Linked DNA regions of Mus musculus: region 1 is linked to region 2. Evidence: chromatin loops called from intact Hi-C (ENCODE). Cell type or tissue: left cerebral cortex. All regions are shown on one strand. Each heading gives the region's core, and the rest is flanking DNA. Links, peaks and the distances in the headings are about the cores only. Region 1 overlaps Col9a1 (collagen, type IX, alpha 1). Region 2 has its middle 56 kb from the start of B3gat2.

Evidence for each region. Peaks named below come from ENCODE experiments on the same cell type or tissue, not always from the same donor. Only the 100,000 strongest peaks of a DNase experiment are listed, where the experiment ranks them.
Region 1: it touches region 2 in a loop (2.4-fold over the local background); 4 of 42 quality-filtered maps call a loop at or near these places.

The regions. Positions count from the first base shown.
Region 1 is chr1:24,228,053-24,232,449 of GRCm38, forward strand. Col9a1 (collagen, type IX, alpha 1) reads left to right here. Exons shown (of 38, transcript NM_007740.3): 29 at 2,144-2,197; 30 at 2,831-2,902; 31 at 3,399-3,434; 32 at 4,133-4,177. Among named protein-coding and RNA genes, the nearest start is that of Col9a1, 53 kb to the left of the region's middle. In left cerebral cortex, for the core only: a CTCF peak has its summit at 2,466; DNase peaks (open chromatin) are centred at 1,655, 2,542 and 3,647; H3K27ac peaks cover 1,609 bases.
Region 2 is chr1:23,703,343-23,707,739 of GRCm38, forward strand. No RefSeq gene overlaps it. Among named protein-coding and RNA genes, the nearest start is that of B3gat2, 56 kb to the right of the region's middle. In left cerebral cortex, for the core only: a CTCF peak has its summit at 2,374 (motif pointing right); a DNase peak (open chromatin) is centred at 2,369.

The DNA.
Region 1 (4,397 bases), core at 323-4,322, 520 kb after region 2:
AGGAGCTACGAATGATGAGAAAATAAGATGCCGGCAGAGAAAATCCTTGTGTTTGACTCTTGAGATAGTTAGTCCTCTCAAGCATAAACTAAAGGCTCTAGAGTCCTAATATTTGAATTTCTTCATCTCGTTATACTAACCATTCTTAACTTTGATACAGTAGAATGATTCTTTTATATAGAAGGGAATGCTTGAGACTAAATGAATGCAGGAGTTAGGAATTAAGCTTCATTCTGATATTTCTTTTTCCTCATCAGTGATATCAGTTTTTAAGATTAAAGTCTTGTTAGACCAATGTCTTTGAGACTCTGCTTCACAGTGCAGCTGGGAACTATTTGAGAATGCCAGTCACACACACACACACACACACACACACACACACAGAGATGAGAAGCCATCTTGGAAGATCTACTCCAAATTAATTGGAGCAGAAACTTAAGTTCCCCTTTGTTGCAATTTTTACAAAGTAAACTTATTCGTAGGCGATGCCATACATGTGTCTAATGTACTGTAACCACACATACTCCATACCTGTCTAATCCTCGACTCCACTACTCCATAAAGACCTGCCCCCTTTTCTGTTTTCTGATTCTGTCTTTGTTGAGTGACATGATGAGTATAACCGGAGCCATGTGCTTGAGCGTAGGTGTGATGCAGTCCCCTGGAGTATGGGGGGGACTTACCGCTGCCTAGACTATGGAAGATGATGACTCTCCTTTCTCTAGAATTCTTCCTTAGTCAATCATTCCTATGGGAAGGGTGGGCCATGAGCCTCTCCTGTGGTGGGTATCTGGAGAGAGGGCAGAAGACAATCTTTATTAATGGATAGAAAAAGGAACTGTTGCAGTGGCCATTTCCATGTGGATTTACATCCTCATGGGGTACTACCTCCGGGCTTCCGAGTCACTCATGGAATTAAGGACCAATGTATTATTCCAAATGCTTAACCTGACAGGTTGTTAATATAAAAATTATTGAAAAGTACTTACGAGCATTGAGTTTCAGTCACTCATAAGTCATTTGAAAGGGCCATAATGAAATTATAGCCCACAGCCAGAGACTGTTGTAATGTGGTAACCTTTAGGGAAATTGAAGGTTTATGGATCTTGATACCTTGTCCAACCTACAGATATAGGCCAGAATAATACAACCTTATCAAAAGCCTTTAGAATCATGAATTATTAAAGTGGAACTGTTATAAAAGTTTAAAGGAAAACTAACTCAAATTAGTCCTTGCAGTCTTATGATAAACCTTGAAGGAAATGCGACTGTCTATCTACTTGTGTTCCGCTGCATTCTACTGAGCTGCAAACAACATTAGGTATATAACGGGCTTTAGTCAAATTGTATAAAACTAGGTTGGGTTCTCAAGGAAAGAAGTAAAAGTCTCATACCCCCTTTTCTTAAAAATGTCTTTTCTTTAAAGCTTAGGGTTTCAAGTAGAATAGAAATGTGAAAACTTAGATTTCAAATAATAAAATTTGAGATGGGCCCACGAGATTGGTGAGTCACACTTAACAAAGTCTACAATCCTTGGAGACATATTTAGATCTAGAATGAGTGCAACAAGAAATTTTATCTCAGAAAGTTTATAAATGTCTACCATCTGTGTCTTCTGGAGGTTGCAGCAATCATTTAAAGGCAAGCATCTCTGCCCTGTGTTTCCCTTTTATGCTTTTTGGAGGGACACAATCATTTGCCAGCTGCTCCTTTAAGGCGTCTGTAGACCCAAGAGCTTACACAGACACTGCAGCATGCCCAGTGAGTGGGTATGGAATACCCTAAGAACATGCCTAAGTGAGAGCATAAAAGTGTATATATGAATAGTCATAATATAAAACAGGATGTGACTTACATGCTGAAAATTACTAACATCATTGTGTGTACAGGCAGTGAACATTTCTGGTGTTCTGGCCTGGCATCCCATGAACAGCACAAGCAGGCTCCATGAGCAGTGCACAGAAGGTGACTGGTTAGACTCTTGACAGGATGGTTTGAGCCTTCAGTTGGAGTGATGGGAGATTTTGGCAACACCTATATTTTACCAAAAGCCTGGACGAAATGTTATTTCTTTTCATATAATAATGAAGCATTTAACTCTGGGCTGAATATCTAGCTGATGACAACATATATGTTTTCACAGGGCAGTAGAGGCCCGGTAGGACCAGAAGGGTCTCCAGGCATACCAGGGAAACTGGTAAGTGAAGTGTCCACTCTACATGCTTGCTTCCTGCAAAGCAGATATGTTTTGGTGTTTTTTTAAAGGAAAGCAGAGAAAAATTGCAAAAGATCATCTAATTAACTGTATATATGGTTTTTATTTTAGTTGTTATGTGAGTGTGTGAAGCTGTTGATATGGAATTTCCAATTGTATCTATGATAGTTGCATGAGTATTTTAATCAGCGTGGCTTGTAGAATGCATTTGAAAACCCAGAGAGGCATGAAGTGCCACGGCTGGCATCTGCCTCTTAGTGGAATGGAAGGGAACTGTAGATGAATGGTGGCCTTTGCTTCTTGTGTAGCTTCTGTTTACACAGCAGGAGAAGCAACAGCGGGCTGCGTTCTGCCAGGCATTAGCTGAAAGAGCCCACTGTTGCTGAGCTGTGCAGAGGGAATTCAGAGATGGGGTGGAAGGTGGGAGGCCACCCACCCCTCTTCTCCTGGAACGCAGGAGTGAGGCAGCACTAAACCAACCACACACTAACTTTACACATGAGTTGATACCCCGGCCCCCTCCCCCCAATCCCCACCCCGCCCTTGCCCGTCTGTCTTGTCAACTTTGAGCATCGAGGACACAGTGACTCTGAAGATTTTCTGTTTGTTTTCCAGGGATCTGTTGGCAGCCCTGGCCTTCCTGGCTTGCCTGGGCCCCCTGGACTTCCTGGAATGAAAGGAGACAGGGTAAGCTATCCAGAGGTCTACGTGGTTTTGTGTGTGTTCCCCCTCTTTTAAATCTGGAATGTTTACTCCTTCTTTGTTGGGAAATCAAGGTTGCTTTACCCAGTGAAGACTCTCTTTACTGATTATCATGAAGAAGTAGAGTGAAAGAAATATAGTGTTAAATTACTGAGAATTGACATTCAAGACAAAACAAAACTAACTTTCCAGAAGGAAGAAAAATAAAGGGTGAGGAGAAAAAAAAAATCAGTTGCAGTTATAGTTTTTATTTAGTTCTAAATTTCTATTCCTACCAGTAAAAGTTCATTCATATGAATATGACCAGAGAATGCTCTCATGTTACCAGAGATTTGGGAAACAATTGTGACGAGACCCTCTGGTCCTCAATTAAGTGGTGAGAATCAGGGAGCTCTCTTCCATCACCTTATCCATCAGCTCATTCAAGGATATCGGCTCATCTGAAATGATGCTGAAAAATGTCAAATTTTATTTACTCTAGGGTGTATTTGGTGAACCGGGTCCCAAGGGTGAACAGGTAAGTGTTGAGTGTTGTTAGTGGAAGGGTGAACAGGTAAGAATTGCATGTGGTTTGCGGTGTTGGGTATTCACCACTTTAAGTACAAGGAGGGGCTGGCTGGCTTGTGGGTGTGGTGTAACAGTGAAGGCACACAACTGTTCTCAGTGTGCTTTATAGTGAGGGAAAACCATAGTGAAGTTTGGTGTGCAGCCAGACTGTTTTTGGATGCTGGCACTAATGGCTGTTTCCTGGACTGTACAGTGTTCTTCCTTTGAAGTGGGTAGCCCTGTCTCTTAGCTTGCTGAATTTTATTCAGATGACACAGACTTTTGAAGCCACAGAAGAGCATCTAATCAAGATGCTTTTTGATGGAGACCTCAGCCAATAAAATGTGTAAATGGAGTTGGCCTGTGTCTGGATTCCTCTTTCTACTGTAGAATGACACTTTCCGGGGTTATTGAATTTTAAAACTGCTAGATAGAATTGTTAATCTAACTAAATGATTCAAACTCAATTAGCTGAAGCCTGCCCGGTCTCTCTGGCTTCCCTGGTCTACTCTTTTCTCATAGGATTAGCCTGTTGTTATGGAATTGAGAGCTCCTGAATGACCCTTGGGGCATTTGGCTGCTCATAAATGCTTATCAATGTTGACAGGTTAAAGTTGAACTGTGAATGGAGAGCTGAAAAACATGTGACATTTTATCTTAAAATTTTAGGGTGCCTCTGGTGAAGAAGGTGAAGCAGGAGCAAGGGGTGACCTTGTAAGACATTTTTAAAAAATTGGTTAATATAAAAGTTTACAATTGTTGAAAAAAAATATGATACTTCTTTCTGACACTGTTCTTTATCTTAAAAGCTAAGTGGGTTTTCCTCTGTTTATATCTAGTGATTCCCAATTCTGAAGGCAAGGCCTAGGAGAGCAGATAGGTAGACCTAGCTTTAGATATCTGTAGAATTCTCTTCGAGATGATTAATTCTCCT
Region 2 (4,397 bases), core at 181-4,180:
AGTCCTGCTTTGCCTTCTCTCTTCCCTTTCATTCAGGCTGCCAGGTGGAAGATGCCTTGTCACTGAGGCCAGACAATGTCCCTCAGGAACACAAATCCTTTCCCCAGACATCTTTTAACCCAGATTGAGTTAGACAATATCTCAATGTTGGTGTTTAAGGACTACTAAAGGTGAGCTAGGCCCCATCATGGTGCACTGTAATTACATGTACCAATTCTATCTCCTTGACTAGGAGCGCCTGACATGTGGGGAAACTGGGGTATTTGTCTTGGATTCTCCAGTGTCTGAATTATGAAAACAATCTACCAACTATGTCTCCAGGAATAAAAATAAACAGCATTGGAAGCGATAGAGACACCTTGCTCATCCATGCCCACTGGTGTTTTATTCACAATAGCCAGGAAATGGAAACGGTCTAAGTAAGTATCTATCAACTGAGTAACCAATGGTGACAACGTGATACATTTACACAATGGAATTTTATTCATCTATTTTTTTAAAAAAGCAAATTTATTTATTTATTCACTCATAGGCAAGTGGATAGAGCTGGGGAGAATCACTCTGCGAGATAACCAGTTAGGGCTACTGTTGCTATGACGATGCACCATGATCTAAAGCAGCTTGGGAGGAAAGGTTCTGTTGGTTTACATATCCTGAATCGCAGTCCATTGAGGGAAGAAACTCTAACCAGGCAGGAGCCTGCAGGCAGGAGCTGATGCAGAAGCCATGGAGGGATGCTGCTTACCAGTTTGCTCCTCATAGTTTTCTCAGCCTGCTTTCTTATAAAACCCAGGACCACCATCCCACGGATAGCCCCACCCACATCAGTCTATAAGAAAATGCCCTACAGCCCCATTTTATGGAAGTATTTTTTTTTTCGATTGAGGTTCCTTCCTCTTACGTAACTCTAGATTATGTCAAGTTGGCATAAAACTAGACATGACATTACTTACATGTAAATGTCAGCTTTGAATCCTCAGACAAGTGTGTTTCATCCAAAAATACCCACAGAGATCATTTTACATTTAAAACTTTTTTAAACTATGCTGAGTTGTTGTTGATTGCTTGTTGATTTTTTTCTCCTAGCCCTTTCCAGTACACTAGGTAGACAAGATTATGACTGGGCATATAGCTCACTGATGAAATATTTAAGGAGCATAGATATGGGAAGACCCTTGGTTCAAGTCCCTGCAGGCAGGCAGGGCTGTTGTTTTTCTTATTCCTCCAGTTGACCAGATTCCAAGAAGATGTCATCCTTTTCCCATGGTCGATTGTTGACTAGCTAATCTTGTATGACAGAGTAGGAAATCCAGGCAGGCAGTATCCAACATCAATTCTGCCCTTGACTGGACCCCATAGAGTAAGCTTTCAGGGGCCTGGCCTTGCCTCAAAGCCTAAAGGACTGTATAGCCATTAATTTTAAATTGCTGGGTTAAAGGGTAATTTTCGTAAGAAAACCACACTGAAAGTCAACATAGTATCAGTAAAAATAAGCCCATTGAGACAAAATGAGGCAAGAAATCCAACAGCTGAGTGTTGTGTCTCTCTTCAGAAATATTCCTCAGGCCTTGCTGGTATTTTGATGTAACTTTAACAAGAATTTATATAAAATTAGAGAAACCTTGGTTCCAGGTTTTGGCAATGTGCTTGCATCAGTACCATATGAAACCAAGTATTTCCTAGAAACCAAAGGACAGCAACTGAATGTCTGTCCCCTTTTTAAATGTCTGGCTCTAGCAATCACTTGATAAACATCTGTCAATTATTGATTTCCTTCTTGGCTCCAATAATTACATTTTTAGTTAAACAAAAGAAGTCTCATGGTATATAAGTATGCAGCTTTCAAATGCTTCTTATGAGAAGAGAATTAATGACTCCCCTCATTTTGAACCACAGAATGCAAATGAGTTCCATCTTTTGTTTAAAATTCTTCAGTCTGCTCTAGCCATCCCTCTGAGAGCTCAGGGTCTCCCATCTTTTAATGATCTGCTTGCTGAAGCCAGGGACACAGTCGCTAGTGGTTAACTTCCCAGAACACCGATTGTTAGTAGTTACAATGGACACATCGCTCTCTGGCTGAGATGGCACTGGGAAATCGATAGCTCTTTGTTGATTAATAACTGATTTCCCCACTGAGCAAAATGTGCTGATCAATGCCTGCTCCTGTGGATTCGGCCTCTCTACCCTGCCTGCCCCAATCATAGACCTACTGACCACACCACAGAAGCAGTTCCAGTATTGGGTCCATGCTTCTTGTTGTCCGGAATGTATCCAGGGTACCCTACAGTGAGCAAGACAACTGGTTGGGCCATACCCCAGATTTGGCTTTCAAATGTTAGAGCCCGTTCTCTCTGCACCGCCCCCCTCTCCTGTCCACTAGATGGTGCTGTAAACCCGTGTTTGTAACACTTCACTGGGCTTGGGGAAAGATGGCTGAAAAAAAAAAAAAAGATAGGTCAGATGTTATAGAATGATTGAAATGGGCAATCCTTTACCCATTCTGCTCTGTGCACACATCTCAGCAGGCGCTTGAATAAATGGCTCATCCAAAAGAAGACACAGCTTTCCCATCTAGCTACTGTCCCTGGCGGCCTGGAGCATCCATGATTTCAAGACAAGCCCCTATTGGTACCTCTGTTTTAAATTAAAGCAGCTGTTTATCTGGTGAATAACAATAATATGCTGCCCCAATGGATAGACTCTATGAGATGGAGTAAGCCTGTGATCTCCCAAGAAACCACTCAGTAAAATCAGCAGCTTGTCATCTGCCCAGATTCATTAATTGTACTCCAATCCCAATACCCAAAATCAAGAGTGAGATGTTTGCCACTGAGGCTCTGTTCCGAGCCGTAACCTTCGAGGTTGAAGGTCAAAGTCATGGAAGAACCCTAATCACACAAGGAAACCTTCATGCTCCTTTCTAGTCATTTCTATAGGAATTCCACCGCTGGGGCTCCAAAGGAGGTATCCAGTCACTGTGGCTCCTAGGGAGAGAGATCTGAAGCCTCTTTGATAAGAAGGCTAATTCTCTTGTTCTGTTCTGGTTTGGTTTGTTTCCCTTTGTGGCACCAAGGTCCTCGCAGCAGTAACATAAATCAGACAGATTTGCCTTGGAGGCAGCCATCAGCCTCTTGTTCCTGTGACAAAATGGATTTAACCTCATTTGTGACCAACCACCCCCTTCTCACTGATTTTTGGATTGTTTGCTTAACTTGCTTTGGGAAGGAGTATCAATAATTCAGCATTAGCCAGTTGGCATGTCACCCTGACAGATGGAAACAGCGACAGTCCTATCGATTCACTCCCTCTTGGGGGCACTGGTGAATCCCACCCTACCCCCAACGCCAGGCCCTGTCTGTGGATTAGTGAGAGGAGGAAAAAATTATTCCAACACAGTCACTAAAGCCCGTCCAAAACCCCTGACTACAGCCAAATATGCAAATTTTCTGGGATGTTTTCACATCAGGGAAACAGGAGGAGTGAGGAAGGCAAGGAATAAGGCATTAGCAATTCACCTCAGTAAACTGAGCAACAGAGAAACAGGTAGGAGGTGACCCAGAAAATAGTTGAGCCAGGAATCAGCCTCCTGCTTTTGACATAACATCTCCGGTACCCCAGAAAGTGTGTGTGTGTGTGTGTGTGTGTGTGTGTGTGTGTGTGTGTGTGTGTGTATTTCTCTGAGTGTGTGTCTGTGTATCAGTGTATCTATGTATCCAAGTGTGTGTTTGTGTGTACAGTATGTGTGTGTGTACAATGTATATGTGTCTCTCTGTCTCTGTGTGGATGTGTGTGTCTGTATCTGTTTATATTGTGGTCTGTGTCTGTCTATTTGTCTGTGTGTATGTGTGTGCAAAGTAGGTGTGTGTGTATCTGTATATTCATATATGTGTGTCTGTGTATCAGTGTGTCTGTGTATCCGTGTGTGTGTGTGTACACAATGTATGTGTGTTCCTCTGTCTCTATGTAGATGTGTGTGTCTTTATCTGTTTATACGTGTGGTATGTGTTTATGTGTCTGTGTATATGTGTGTGTATACAATGTATGTGTGTTCCTCTGTCTCTATGTAGATGTGTGTGTCTTTATCTGTTTATACGTGTGGTATGTGTTTATGTGTCTGTGTATATGTGTGTGTGTGTGTGTATATATCTGTATATCCATATGTGTGTGTATGTGTATCTATGTATGTGTGTCTGTGTGTAACTGTATCCATATGTGTGTATATCTGTGTACCCATGTGTGTGTCTGTGCATCTGTGTATCCATATGTGTATGTGTGTGTGTATGTGTAGCTATTTGTGTATCCACACATGTGTAATGTGTATCTGTGGGGTGTGTCTGTGTATCTATGTGTGTGGGTTATGTATCCTTGTAGCCATATGTGTGTACACATATGTATGT